Regions from separate parts of the Mus musculus genome. Here all the other regions are linked to region 2. A link is a loop called in an ENCODE intact Hi-C map of the cell type or tissue named here. Cell type or tissue: heart. All regions are shown on one strand. Each heading gives the region's core, and the rest is flanking DNA. Links, peaks and the distances in the headings are about the cores only.

What was found. A loop is a pair of places that touch in the nucleus more often than their neighbours do. Peaks named below come from ENCODE experiments on the same cell type or tissue, not always from the same donor. Only the 100,000 strongest peaks of a DNase experiment are listed, where the experiment ranks them.
Region 1: it touches region 2 in a loop (2.7-fold over the local background); 4 of 42 quality-filtered maps call a loop at or near these places.
Region 3: a loop joins it to region 2, with 2.2 times the contacts of the local background. A loop is called at or near these places in 2 of 42 quality-filtered maps.

The regions. Positions count from the first base shown.
Region 1 is chr8:35,203,001-35,207,769 of GRCm38, forward strand. No RefSeq gene overlaps it. Among named protein-coding and RNA genes, the nearest start is that of Gm34474, 13 kb to the right of the region's middle. In heart, for the core only: a CTCF peak has its summit at 2,843 (motif pointing left); DNase peaks (open chromatin) are centred at 2,821 and 3,501; H3K4me3 peaks cover 1,204 bases; H3K27ac peaks cover 2,192 bases.
Region 2 is chr8:35,374,155-35,378,923 of GRCm38, forward strand. Ppp1r3b (protein phosphatase 1, regulatory subunit 3B) reads left to right here and starts at 2,508. Exons shown (of 2, transcript NM_001364452.1): 1 at 2,508-2,599. In heart, for the core only: a CTCF peak has its summit at 2,359 (motif pointing left); DNase peaks (open chromatin) are centred at 1,497, 2,437 and 4,337; H3K4me3 peaks cover 3,455 bases; H3K27ac peaks cover 3,470 bases.
Region 3 is chr8:34,881,452-34,886,220 of GRCm38, forward strand. All of the region lies in intron 5 of Tnks (tankyrase, TRF1-interacting ankyrin-related ADP-ribose polymerase), which reads right to left. Among named protein-coding and RNA genes, the nearest start is that of Dusp4, 76 kb to the left of the region's middle. In heart, for the core only: a CTCF peak has its summit at 2,301 (motif pointing right); no DNase peak of the experiment used is centred there.

The sequences.
Region 1 (4,769 bases), core at 368-4,367, 170 kb before region 2:
GTCCACCCTGTGTAGGCAAGACAGGCCTGGGCCCAGTGGGTACTTTGCACAATCTTAAGGAGAAAAAAAATTTTTTTTTAAAAAAATGCTCTTCAAAACCAACATGGACTAAAAGATGATAAACTGGTCCAAAAGCCACCCTACTTGCGAGAGGGATGAGGAGGCCAAAGCTGGCGGAGCAGAACCGTAGGATGCTCTTCTTGTCTCAGGCAGTGCAGAGGAGCAGGCTGCAGACTCCCTAAACTGTGGTCTCTGGGGATAGGGAGAAGCTTACAGCTACTTTCTCTGAAAGGTCTCTGGGGATAGGGAGTAGCTTACAGCTACTTTCTCTGAAACAAGAACAGGTAGTTGGTGACTACTTTAGCACCTATGTACTTAATTTTTATCATTTAGTGAGAATCTTTCCCTTCCTTCCTCCCTACCTCCCTTCCTTCCTCCCTCCCTCCCTTCCTTCCTCCCTTCCTTCCTTCCTCCCTATCTTTCCTTCTTTCTTTCCTTTCCTTTCCTTTCCTTTCTTCCTTCCTTCCTTTCTTCCTTTCTCTCTCTCTCTCTCTCTCTCTCTCTCTCTCTCTCTCTCTCTCTCTTTCCTTCTTTCTTTCAATCAGAGCTTAGTGCACCTTTGCTAATTTTTCTCAGAAAATCCTGAAGTCAAAGGAACGGCAACCCAGTTTCCAGACCTTTGTCTCAGCCTTGCAATCACCTCTAGGCATTCTGGGTAAGCAGACAAACAAGCACGAGGCTGGGCGAGCAGGAACCACCCCACCGATTTCCTTTTTCAGACTTTCTTCATCAGGGAATTAGGACAACAGCGACTTAACAACAAGGGTTTGGTCTCCATAAAATTATTAATGTCACTTGAAAATACAGTAAGTTGAAAATTCACTGCGTACAGTTAAAGCAATCAGGTCACGGTAGAGCTTTCTTTCTTCCTGTCAGGGCAACAAGGCTGATGGGAGCTGAAGCTTCCTGCCCCACCCAACACGTAGAGGAGAGCCATTAAAAAGTCAAGATATGGTGTCTCCTGAATGGACATTTCATTCTTGCTACAGGAATAATAGTGATAATAATAATAATAATGTCAAATCATTAAAATTCAGAAGCCTGAGTAGTCATCAATTTATATTAATAAAGGTTGAAAACTCAGCCCCACACGAAGATAATCATAGACCATGGAAACTAAATGGGACAACAGGGTTCAGTTAGTCCCCCTCGCCCACATTTCACAAGGTGGATACAGACAGGAAGATATGCTGAGCTCAAACAGCAAAAGACTTGGTGGAATCCTGCAGCTATTTCCTCTAGAGGACAGAGACACAGTTTAAGGTCCTTTTTAAATAGCCACCATTTTCCAGTTTGGCTCTTTAGCAGCAGGACAGCAAGCAGAAGGACGGGCACAGAAGTGAGGCGAGCACTTTGAAGCGACAGGCACAAAGGGAGAGGGGCGTGAGGAGGCCACCTGAGCTTAGTTAGATAAATTCCTCTCTAAGCAAATCCTCACAGACAGGAAAGGGCATAAAATATTTATGTATGAATGGATATATTGAGTTGCTCATGCCTTTTTAAAAATGTCGTAATGTATGGATGCAGTTATATATCTTAATTGCTAATTCAATAAACATTATTAGCATCTACTAGACTAAACCCGTAGGGATTAGAGTAAAAGTGAGGATATAAATATTCATAACGAGAAGGGCAAACATTCACTGACGGTTATGCTTGATAGGCTGGACAAGCCTTGGCTTATTTACCCAGAACACTAAGTATGGTTCTTTCCCCACTTTATAGGTGAGGAAATGGAGACTTAGGGAGTGACGGAACCTGCCCGTGGTGGCAGAGCTGGAAGGTCTCAGGGCAGGTGGGTGGCAGAGCTGGAGGACGGTAGAGCTGAGGGTCTGACTCGGACTAGTGGGGTCCCTAACCATTAGGCTCAAGAAGCTTACATGAGAACTCTTCCCCACGAATTTGGACTAGACTAGGTGGAACTCATCCGAGCAAACATCACTCCCGCCAGGTCAAGACTCACAATGAAGGGAAGAAAAAAAATGAGGTAGGGGTCTTCAAATGGAAGAATGGAAAGGAAGGCTTCGGGGAGGAGGAACTCACAGGCAGGGGTGAGCAACGCAGGTGAGAGGAACGTGGGAAAGTGCACCTTAGAAACGGTGGGGCGGGGCTTAGCAGCCGCAAGCAACACATGCTAAGAAATGATGCGAGGGTTGGACTGCTCACATCCCAAGGGAATCAGCGCGTCTTGAGTTCAGTGTAAGAGGAACATGTCTTGATGCAACGAGGATGGAGCAAGATCTGGAGATGACAAGGTCACTAGTGGCCACTGGAGCGCCTCTTCATGGAAGCAGGCAGCGCGGCTGTCTGTCTGTCTAGCCTTCGAGTTGTGAGCTGCCAAGAGCTGCGGAAGCTGCAGAAAATAATTCATCTTTCCTTCCCATTCCCTTGGGTTTTAGCGACTCTGGAGTCTGGAGATCAGCAATAGACTACAACCAGGAGGTCTGTAAGGAAGGGGAGGCGTGACCAAGGAGAGGCTGGCTCCTAAAGGAAGCGTTTCTGTCCAACGTTTCTGTGTAGTGAGTCTGCCTTCAGAGAGCTGAGTGCTTGTTTAGCTAAGTCATAGTTTTCACACTAAGGACCATGAACCAGGCTAAACCACAGACACCAGCCAGCTGCATGACCCCGGTGCCTCTGGCAATGGCTGTTCATCTTTTCTAGTTTGCAGCGTGGGTTTTGTCTCATTCCCACTTCCTGCCCCTAATTCCTCTCTAACCTCCTGCTGTTTCCTCTGTTCCTGAGGGTTACCCATGTCATTCCTCACACGTTGGAAGCGCAGCGCCCCCTTGTGATTATGACCACTTACCTTGGACACTCTCAGAAAGCTGAACAAAGCAAAGAACTGTGGCTCCACCTCAAAAACTCGCAGCCTTGTCCTACCAGCTCCCCAAAACCATTAGCGCCACTGAATCGATTTTATTTACTAAAGTTTAAGATCCACTGTCCTGGGAACGGAGATCCTGGGAGCATAGCAGCTCAGAAGAAGGCCCAGTGACAGCCGTGGACACGCCTCCACTCTTCCCGTTTTACATCTCAGATGTGTTTCCCTTACCAGGGATCAGTTTCTGAGGATGGAAATGGCGTCTCCAGCTCCCAGAGCCCAGGGGACATTTATTAGATACTGTGAAGATGACTTATTGTTAAAGGGTCCCCTTCCCTTCTTTCTTTCTTTTTCTTCTTCCTTCTCTACTGCACCCCTCCCCCCCAGCCCTGGTTGGCATTGAGCATAAAACATAGGTTTTAGAAAGCGGTTAATGTTTAAAGGGGAACTCATCAGGTTAGGCAGGGCATGGGCAGGTTGCTCAACTGACAAACAAATCCACCTGCTTTGTTGCTCCCTAAGCTAACAGGAAGCAGCCAGGAGATGGTCACTCACCCAGCAGTGGCTCACACCACCTGGCAAGCCACCGACAGGGCGACAGCACAGCGTGCTGCAATAGCAAGAGGCTATAAATAGACTTTTCTAAGAAGCTGCGGGCTGGTGCTGGACAGGCCTGATGCGGAGGCCTGGTGTGTTGCCCTTCAAACAGATAGGGAACAGTTCTAGAAGGACACTATAGAATGTAAGCCTCCTCCCAGTCCCTCTTCTTTCCTATTTTGTTACCTATGCCTGAGAGTCTCCATTGGGCTCCTAATTGCTGGTTCCTAGCTTAACAATACTGGAGACAAGGGCAGAAATCCCTTGGTAGGTCTTCATGAGGGGAGCCTCGTTCTTATTGCCCCATACTTGTCTAGCTTCTTACTCCTTATGCATGACCCTCTCTGTTGGTCGACTGATGTCCTTCTCGCCTTTTCCACAAGACTAATTCCCCTACTCCTCCATTTGTTCATGTTTTCCCTGTTTGGACTCTTTGAATGCATTCCCCTTTGTTTATAATTGTGGTCTGCATTTTAAGCACATACACCGGTTCTTTACAGACCAAATACATGCATGTCTACCAGTCTGTGTGAAATATAAGAAAAGCTTACTTTTCATGGATAACCTGTGATAAACAAACATGAGCAGGAGTTTTATATTCTTCCCTGCCCACCACCAGGTCATTTTGCAGATTCTGTAGCGGATATCACTGAGCACAGTACCAGATCACTGCTGGGCTCTTGAGGTTGGTTCCAAGTCATGCATTTATCCACTCATTCATCATTTTAAGTGACTACTGTGCTCAAGCCCTGGGCTAGGCTTGGGAGCTAATAGGAAGGAGGCCCAACCTCTATTGCTCGGGAGCTCAGACTGTGGGAAGAGAGGTACACATAAAATAACTCCTTAAAGGGAGAAGAGAGAAATAACTGCCCATGAGAGTCAGGAGAAGCCTCACAGAGGATTATTTGTACTGTGGTGAAAGAAGAGTGGGGGTTTGCTCTGTTATGAAATGGAGAGAGGCCCTTCTAGCACAGGGAATGCAAGGGCACAAAGGTGAAGGAGGAGACAAAGGAGGAGGAGGAGGGGAGAAGGGAGGAGGGAGAAGGAGGAGGAGGAGGGAGAAGGGAGAAGGGAGAAGGAGGAGGGAGAAGGAGAAGGGAGGAGGGAGGAGGAGGAGGGAGGAGGGAGAAGAAGGGAGGAGGGAGAAGGAGAAGGGAGGAGGGAGAAAAAGAGGGAGGAGGGAGAAGGAGAAGGGAGGAGGGACCATGTATTGAGAAGCTATAAGCAGGTTACTAGACAGGCGGGACATGCAATACAGTGACACAGACAAGCACTGGAATGAATAGCTAAG
Region 2 (4,769 bases), core at 467-4,466:
AGGTTCTTCTAATGCCCTACCCCAACCAGAACTTCTCAGCCCAGGGACTGGGTTGCCCTTCCCCAAGCTGCCCTTCCCTATAAAAGCTGTCTAGGCATTTTTGTTACTTGAGTCTTTTCATTTACCCTTTATCCTCCTGGTCTTTTGGTCTCTCCTCTCCCCTCCCTCCTCTCCTCACGTAGCCTAGCTCAGGGTCACATTTGCTCTGGACTCTCCCAGATGTCTCTGCCTATGGCTATGTTCTCCTTCACATCTACAATCAACCTTCTCCACTGGACCCAGTAGCCATGTGTCTCCCCCGACCCCATCTTCCCCTCCTTCCTTCCCTCCCTTCCTCCCTCCCCTCCTCCTCCTCCTCCTCCTCCTCTTCCTCCTTCTCCTCCTCCTTCTTCTTCTCTCTTCTCTCTCTCTCTCTCTCTCTCTCTCTCTCTCTCTCTCTCTCTCTCTCTCTCTTTCACTGAGTTCAAGGACAACCTGGTCTACAGAGTGAGTTCTAGGATAGCCAGGGCTACACACAAAAGCCTTGTCAAAAAAACCAAAAAAACCAAAAACTTAACAAAAAAAGTCAGTAAGTGGTGGTGCGTGCCTATAACCCAGGAAGGCTATGAGTTTGCAGCTAGCCTGTACTACAGGGTTAAGTTGGAGATCAGCTGGAGCTATGTAATAAGAGGCTGTTTCAAAACAGAAAGGGCGGGTGGTAGATTTGTTTGTTTTAGTGTGTTGACTTAACACTTTGTAAAGTTGGCAATCCTGTATCAATTAGCAACTTCCCAAATTTTCACTAGTCATTAAAGGTAGAAAACCATGAGCCTACCTCACTCAAGTGGCTGCTCAGGGCCATAGGTTTCCCAAGAGGAATCCTTGTTTCCTAAAGTGTTCAGACCCTGTATAGAACTCCAGGCTACTGTATGGACCGAAGTCAGGCTGTTTCCTAAACACACCCACCTTACTAATCCTCTCTCACCTGTGCAGTACTGTGAGCATGAGAGTCATGCTCTTCTGCCAGATAACATCGCTAAGGGAAAGATTTTGCTAGAGTAACAGCCACAAAAGCAAGATCCAGTGAATGCTTGGGACACTACTGCTGCAGATAAAATCAAAATGGGGAGAGAACACTTGCTTCTGGGCATTCTGAGAAGGTCATGGCCATCTGTGAACCCTGGGGCTTTTTGTCCTAAGAGGGCGGGAGAAGGAGGGGCCAAAGGAAAGACAACACTGCCTTCCACACTTGGGAGTCTACCATCTAGCTAGAACTTTGTTAGCAGTGGGGAACTTTGCACACAGCCTGTGCTCCTCAGTCCGTCTCTCTACAGCCGGACCTTCTACCGTAGGAAATCGCCTCCACCCCTTGGCATGGGTACCCCGGTTCCTGATGAAATTGTGACCCGCTGTCCCCTTCCCAGATCCTGGACTCCAGCCCTGTCACTCGCCACACACTGCAGATCACGTGGTAGAGTGCTGTTCGCCCCAAGTGTAGCTATTGGTCTGCGGCTCATGTCCCGGAAGCTCATTGGCTGAGTCCTGCGTTCACGTGGGGGTGGGGGTAAGGTGGTCTTGGATAGCACCCTTAGTGGGGAGAGGTGGCTGGAAAGTTAAAGTGAGCCACAGATTGCTGGAGCTGGAATCCAGAGTGCTGCAATCCAGTGAGCAGGTGAGAGGGCTGCTGTTGCGTGGACCAAGCCGAGTGCCTGCCCCACTTTTGCCGTCGTGGTTGCTGTCACTGTCACCCAGCTCAGATGGTGGGGCGGGCTGAAGGGTCTCCCCTCCGTACTCAAGAGTGGTACCGGGTACGTACCTCCTCAAGCCTCTAGTTCAAGGTCCAGAGCCAGGAAATCTGCGGTGAGGGGCACGCGGGGGAGTTCTCCGACACTTACCATTTGTCCCACTAACACTGACTCCCAGGTAGTAGAATCCCCTAGCTGGGCTCGGGTGGCTTGTCGCTTCAGCGTGCAGAAACATCTCAGGCACCGGAGCTGGGATGGAGCCTAGAGGGGACCCCCGAGATCCCTAAGCGAGTTAGCCTGCGAAACGTGTCCTGAACAGAAAGGATGTCTCGAGTCCTAACGTGGCACATCCCCAACCTGAGATGTGACACTTTGGAAGATAATTCTAGTTTTTTGTGGCAGAATCTGGAGTCCAAATACAAGCTCCCGGGGCTTCAGTTTCCCGTTACGAAATAGACGCGAGAAACCCGTGTCCCAGCCCTGACTCCATCAAGTAGTGCGGACCAGTCCCTACTACTCCCCACTTAGGTTCAGATCTCCTTTTGCTGCACACAGGCAAGAGGCACACGCTGTGTCGTCTCGGGTCTCGGAAGGCAATGGGCTCGAGGCGAGCTCCACCCGGGAACGGGGCAGCCCGCGTGGGGGTGCTCGCGAGGCGCTGCCCCCATCTGGGCTGTCCCGCCGCCAGGTCCCGCCCTGATGTGATAACTTGGGCTCCTCCTCCTTGTTCGTCTCCGGGAACTAAGCCCAGGCCCTACCCCCGGGACACCCCGACGCTCACGTAGTTCAGTGGCAGCAATCAACCCTGACACTTCTCTCAGGCTCTCCCATGAGGCCAGCGAGCAGCGGCCCCGGCTGCGGCGCCGCCGGGAGAGGTAGGTGCAGACCCAGTCTAAGCTGGGGCGAGGGCGGGTGCAGGCACACCCTGTGTCTGGTGGGATGGGGACTCGCTGACCTTCCCCCAGGGACTTGTTCACAGCTACCGTTTTGAACCCAGAGGAGAGGCTCTGAACCGGACGGCAGCTTCAGAACAGGGGATGGCAGGCCCACGGGGAAACAGAGAAAGTTGAAAAAGACTTGAGTGGGGGAACTTGCAGAGTTGCTGGAATGTGGCCCTGTCTCAGCTTGCGGGTCCAGGAGAAAGAAAGGCTTCTTCAGCCTAGGCAGGGAAGGAACTGGTCCCTTTGGCAAGAACGTCCAGGAGCCAGGGAGAAAGTAGAGACAGCTGAAGTAAACTAGGGCCATTTAGGGGAAAGTTAGTAGAAAGAGAAGCATCGGGGCCCTATTAGCAACCTTGAAGGTCAAAGCTGCAAGTGACCTCAGAAGAAACCCTTAAACCCGGAGAGTTCTTCGTTTGTTAAAGCTCAGCTGGGCAGAGGCCTTCTTAGGCCTGAGCTTCTTGCTGTCTTTGGCCCTTATTAGCTGGTGTGGGCTGCCTCATTCAAAGCTACCTGACTGCTCATTATGCGGCCCTATTCAAAAACATTTCTCTTCAAGGATTGAGGGGTGTATACATTAAAACTGTAATAATTAGGGTCTGTATACAAAAGGGGGCCAATGTCAACTTCATACATATAAAAGTATCAGCTAGACATTTGGGGAGAGAACCGAGATTTGCTGAAAGGGGGGGGGAGGAGTGGATGGTGGTGTCTTGAATTGGTTGAGGATATTTATCTAATGTAGTGTTGCGGTGGGTTATTGTTAACTTGGTTTTGACATCAGCGAGGAAGAGTTGCAGAAAGAAGGTCTCAGTCAGAAACTCAGTCGCTCAACTGCCTGAAGCTAGGCAGGTTGTGGGTTTTGGTTTTTTTTGTTTTGTTTTGTTTTGTTTTGTTTTTTGTTTTTTTTGGTTTTTGGTTTTTTTTTTTTTTTTTGGTTTTTTGTTTTTGTTTTTCTGTTCAGACTTGTCAAGCTTAAAAGAAATATTACTGGCCTTCTAAGGCTGGCAGCATCTTGAAAGACCACATTATTTCAGTAGGACACAGAAGGTATTTCTGCAAGCGTCCCAAACCTGGCCCAAGCTCTCTTCAGAGGCAGTTGACTTCTGAGGCACCCACGTGAAAGCAGGGTGTGTGATTGTTCTTGGGAAACAGCTCCTTAGGCTCCTGGGATCCTGTCCTGCAACTGTGTCCAGGTCCTGTGTCGCTTTACCGGCTCAAATGTGCATCGGTGGTCTCTGCTACTGCCTGTTTCCTCGGTAGAAGGAAAGCCTGGGGCAGTGTTGGAGACAGAATAAGGACTTCAGTACATACACGAGTGTGTGGCTGTGAAGATGTTTCCTCAAGCACCTGTCCAGCTGCCTTCCTTTAGGGGACTTAACTATTGGTGGACTGTCTCGGTTTCTGGAAAGTACTTCTAAGTGGCCATCATCACTGTCACAGTCCTGTTGAGACATCCATAGCTGAGAGTCAGGAAAGCTAAACTCACACAAGCACTTTACTACACCAGTTCTTGGATGAGCATGAGGTTAATAAAAGCTGGAATGTTCTGTGAGGACAACCCACTGCCACATCGCACCCTTGATAGAGGCCACAAGGGTAAATGTCCTTAACCTGTAATGATGATGATACCCAGAGGGAAAAAAAGAAGGGTTTCCAAGCCAGGACTGCTTACGCAATTCCGCAGGGCAGGAGTCCCAGTGGTAACTCCTGGGCTATCAGAAGAACCTCACTCACATTTGCCTCTCATGGAAGAATCTTGCAAAAAAAAAGTTCTTGAAAATGTTATTGGGACTGTCTCCTGAGCTCAGGCTCTGAATAGAAACTTGTCTCTCCACCGTCAATTCAGCTCGTTCTTACAGTTTAATAATAAAGGGAGCTGCCATGGTGAGTTTACATGCTAGGCTCCAATAGTACAACTTCACCAATGGCCTCAGCTCCCGAGCCTGCGGGACTAGAACACAAGAGTGTGCTCTCCTGGGTGGTAAGTGGGCAGCAGAGTCTTTAGCATGCTTTGGTATTCCGCCTCCACTTGAGAATTTCCCACCATTTTCTACCAAGCTGCTTCAGAGAAACCTTTCAGCATTTGCTAGGCATGCCTGAGGCT
Region 3 (4,769 bases), core at 368-4,367, 490 kb before region 2:
TGTAGTTTCAGGGTGTCAGAGGAAGAGGTCTCCAGCCATCCTCACTTCCAGCCTTCATGCCCAGTGCCAACAGGTACTGAACTACCTATAAAGCAGTTTAGGTTCTCTGGTGGTTTTATGATATGCAAGAGTAGTGATTTGTATTGCAATATAAAAATTAAGTCAGAAGTACAAAAGGTAAATGATAGATTTAGCGCTTCTAAACTTTCTAGTCTGCATATTGAATCAAGCATTTTAACTGTTTATACATGCTATATATAGTTTTCAGTCTTGCTACCAATGTCATTCTTAAAACAGAAACACATTTTTAGCTAGTTACTGAAAATATTCCTTTAAAAGGTGCATTATAGACATTTTCTATACTTTCAGAAACTGGCATTATAATTTCAATTTAATTGAATCATTGAAATTATGACTATTCATGCAAAAACCAGCAGAAGGCTTTTCCAAAACTTAAATCTTTGAGTAAAATAGGCCCAGATGATATGCTGACTACCTGCAAACCCCCTTAAACTCATACGCTGAAGTCCACAAATAAGGCTTCACGGACTCCTGTGAAGGAATGTGTGCCCTAAAGAGAGACAAGCCCTTGCCCTCAGTCTAGCCTATGAGCACCTGGTAAGAAAGCACCCAAAATACACTCATCAGCAATCAAACACAGTGGCACCTTGACCTTGCACTTGATAGCCTCTCAAACTGTGAGAAAGAAATGTTTGGTCCTTCTATGCTATGCTATCAATGCCACGACAGTCAAATGTGAAGAAGACACCTGGGAAGTGGTATAATGCTGGACTGAGAAATCAGTAGCTTACATTGTGCCTGGCCAGGCAACTGCTTAAGAATGCTAGCTCAGCCAGATGTGGCGGCAAGCACCTTTAATTCAAGCACTAGTAGGTGGAGAAAGGAGGATTTCTGTGAGTTGGGGGAAGCCTGGTCTACATAGCCAAGTCTAGGTCAGCCAGGGTTGTACAGTTAAGTCCCTGTCTCTAAAATAAAGGGTAGGAGCACAACAGTTTAGAAAGAACTGACTTAATTAACCCAAGTTCAATTCTTAGCACCCATTTGGAAGCTCACACCATCTGTAATTCTGGTTCCAGGGGATTAAATTTCCTCTTCTTGTCTCTGTGGGTACACAGATATGCATGTAGGTAAAACACCCATCCATACACCTAACAACAACATTTTAAACTATTAAAGTAAAAGCTACTTCATCCTGGAGCTTGTAGGGGCAGGAAAGTGAAAACAAGTAGGCCGTCTAACAGAGCAACAGGCTCCAGGGTCACCGAGACCCGGTCTCAGGAATAAAGAGAGAGCAAACAGTACCCACCATCCTCTAGTGTCCATGAGTGCACATAGTACACATGCACAAACATGCACACACAGCCTCACATACATTCACAATTCTTACATTCATCTTAGCTCTTCATTGTGTTCTTATTGCTTCTCAACACATTTCTATTAGACACAGGTTCATCCTGGAAGAAATGTCTGCAGAATGTAGAATGTGTCACTAACTGCCCATTCTGTTCAAGCCAGACTTGTGCCAAGGCATAATGGTTGAGGGGTGCTTCAGACTATCTTCATCATGTACTGTTGAATGATTTGTACAGGCAGGAGAGAAAAACCCTTCAACTTAGATTCTAACAATCTGGAGGACAGCTGTTGAAGCAGCACTTTGGAGCACAACTTCTAAATAAACTGTGAAAATGAATCACACGGGCAAGTGACTTAGCACTCACTCCCCTCTCATCACTCCAGGGATGTGGATGGCTGTGGACACAGCAGGAAGCTGAGTTCGGCCTTACCAGCTATCTCCAACATTCCGTCCCCTTCCACTACAAACTATTTTCTTAGTGAGAAAACTTGCATGGCTGACACAGTTACTAATAACACCACAGAAACATTGCATTTGACAAAAGAGATCGTTTCAGTAAAAGTAATTCTCTAAAGAAAATCAAAAAAGCATTTTCAAGTCCTTATTGTTACTGAAATGAATATACACAAGCATAAAGATTGTATATACTGAATCCCAACAGAAACATGTAAGAAAAATTGCTCTAAGGGATTTCTGCATTATGGTGGGGGTACACAGCTCAGCAAGAGCTGCCCTACAGAAGTGCTTTGATTAGATTCACAATTAACATTCAGGACTTGAAGAGTTCCCTGATGCAGACTTAATGAATTCTGACCTTCTGTGATCCCAAATAACATCTCAACCATGAGCCACAGAACTAGAGATTTGGAAAATGGTATGATCTTTATCTACCAAAATGTGGTGAGAATGAGGATGACAACAGAGGGCAGTAAAGGCCAGAGAAGCCATGTTCATGTTCCTAGACAATGCTGACACCTTCAGACAGTGGAAGAGGGCTGACATAACTGTTTCCAGAAACCATGTTGTTTAGTTGCCATGACCAAAAAGCAAGTTGGTGAAGAAACACTTACACTCTGAAACACCTCCCACAAAGACTTTATTTACCTCAGTGATGAAGTGAAGTCTTTTTTTCTAATCACTGCTAATTTCTTAGCTCCAGCTGACCAGCAAAGCTAAGTCTTGTGTTAGTAGTTCTGGTATCTTGTTAATCACAGCTGATTCTTCAGCCCTAGCTAACCAGATCCACAGAATTTTAATTCAAAATAACAAAGGACCCTGACAGCCTTTAAACTTCCTCTGAAATTTCACAAGCCAGACCTCCATCATCTGCATTGCTCTTAACAATCTTATCTTCCAAGATACCAGAGAACATTCCACAAAGCTCTTAACACTCAATGGCTCTTCTAGCTCAAAGTTCAAAAGTCCTTTTACAATCCTCCCCAAAACATGGTCAGGTCTGTCACAGCAATACCCCACTACACTAGTATCCATTTGTCTTAGGGTTTCTATTGCTGCAATGAAAACACCATGACCAAAAGGCAAGTCAGGAGGAAAGGGTTTATTTGGCTGGCATTTCCACATTGCTGTTCATCATTGGAAAAAGTCAGGACAGGAACTCAAGCAGGGCTGGAATCTGGGGCAGGAGCTGATGCAGAGGCCATGGAGTGGTGCTGCAAGCTGGCTTGCTTCCCACTGCTTGTCCAGCCTAATTTCTTATAGAACCAGGACCCACTAACCTAGGCATTCTGGTAATATATTAAAACTTGATATGACCATGTAACTGATAACAGCATCTGGTCACTTAGCTTTAAGTCCTTACTTTTCCTCATAATACCATCACCTCAAAAATGTACATGAATGAAGCTGGGGTTTTTTGGTATTTTTGCCAAGAGGGGAAAATACTCTAAGACACAAATTCAAAACAGATGAATGTATCTTAAGAAGTGAATATATCTGGGTGGTATTTTAAATCCTCAAGTCTTCCAGGTGGCTATGAACAGGTAATTCTCAGCAGCCATGTGAAAGAAGCTTTGCCTAAATAGAGGAGAAGGAGGAGGAGGAGGAGGAGGAGGAGGAGGAGGAGGGGGGGGGGAGGGGGGGTGGGGGGGAGAAGAGGAGAAGAAGAAGAAGAAGAAGAAGAAGAAGAAGAAGAAGAAGAAGAAGAAGAAGAAGAAGAAGAAGAAGAAGAAGAAGAACAACAACAACAACAACAACAACAACAACAACAACAACAACAACAACCACCACCAGCACAGCCTTCTTCCAGTTAGGGATTCCAGATCTACTCCTTTGAAATGGAGTGGCCAACAGCAGGGTTACTCAGGTAGCTCTGTGCTCTGCAGCACAAGAAAGGACACTGGGATGGGATGTTACCTGGAGATGGGACAGTAACATCTGTGAGGCCTAGTCAGTTTCAGCTGCTTCCAGGCTTGTCTGGGAACTCAAGTATTAAGCCTTGGATCTCTTCTTGTGACTGTTACCATTCCTCATGGCAGCTGAATACAAAGAGAGACAATTCCAAAAACCGGTAGCCAGGCTAGACCAGGGCTTTTCTAGAATAGACCCCAGTTCCTCTCTAATGTATCGATCAAAGTAGTCCCCAGCTAAAATCAAAGTCAATGCAGGAGGGAAACAGAAAGGCCTAGGTAAGAGACATAGGTCACTGGTGGGCTTCAAAGTCATACTCCGACAAGCAATGAGTGAGTGCATGAAATCCTGCTAAATGTGGTGAAATCCTGCTATATGAGGGAGGGAAGAGACTGGTGAGGGAGAATTCGAAATTCTATGTACAGCAGGACAAATGCATCCAACCCCAAACTTAAATCAGATTTTTAAAAAAGTAATTACACTAATTCTTTCTTCCCTCTGCGCTTTACTGAACACAGTTTATGGAATTCAAATCAACATTAACATAATGGCATTATTTCCAGCCATATATTAATTTTTAATGTCCAAGTATATTCAAAGACCTCAGAAATGTATCAAAGGAGTAGAGATTTGATGTGCTGTGGTTACAGTGTGTGCTCAAACTGTCCCATGTACTTGATCCACATTATTTCACCTAACCCTCTCTAATGTCTTGTGCACAGGAAACAAATAACATTATGAATAAGTGGGAAACTCCAGTCACACTGTGGAAATGAAGATCCAAGGACATAAACCAATCTCTCCAGTCTTATAGTCTATTCCCTCTTTCAAGTTTATCATATGTTTTCTTCATGGTGTTTTCAAGACATAATATTAAATTCCACATTGGGGGCTCAGTGGTTAAGAGCACTGGCTCCTCTTCCAGAGGACCTGGGTTCAATTCCCAGCACCCACGCTGTAGCTGACAACTGTCTGTTCCAGGGGATCTGGTACCATCACACAAACACACATGCAGGTAAACATCAAT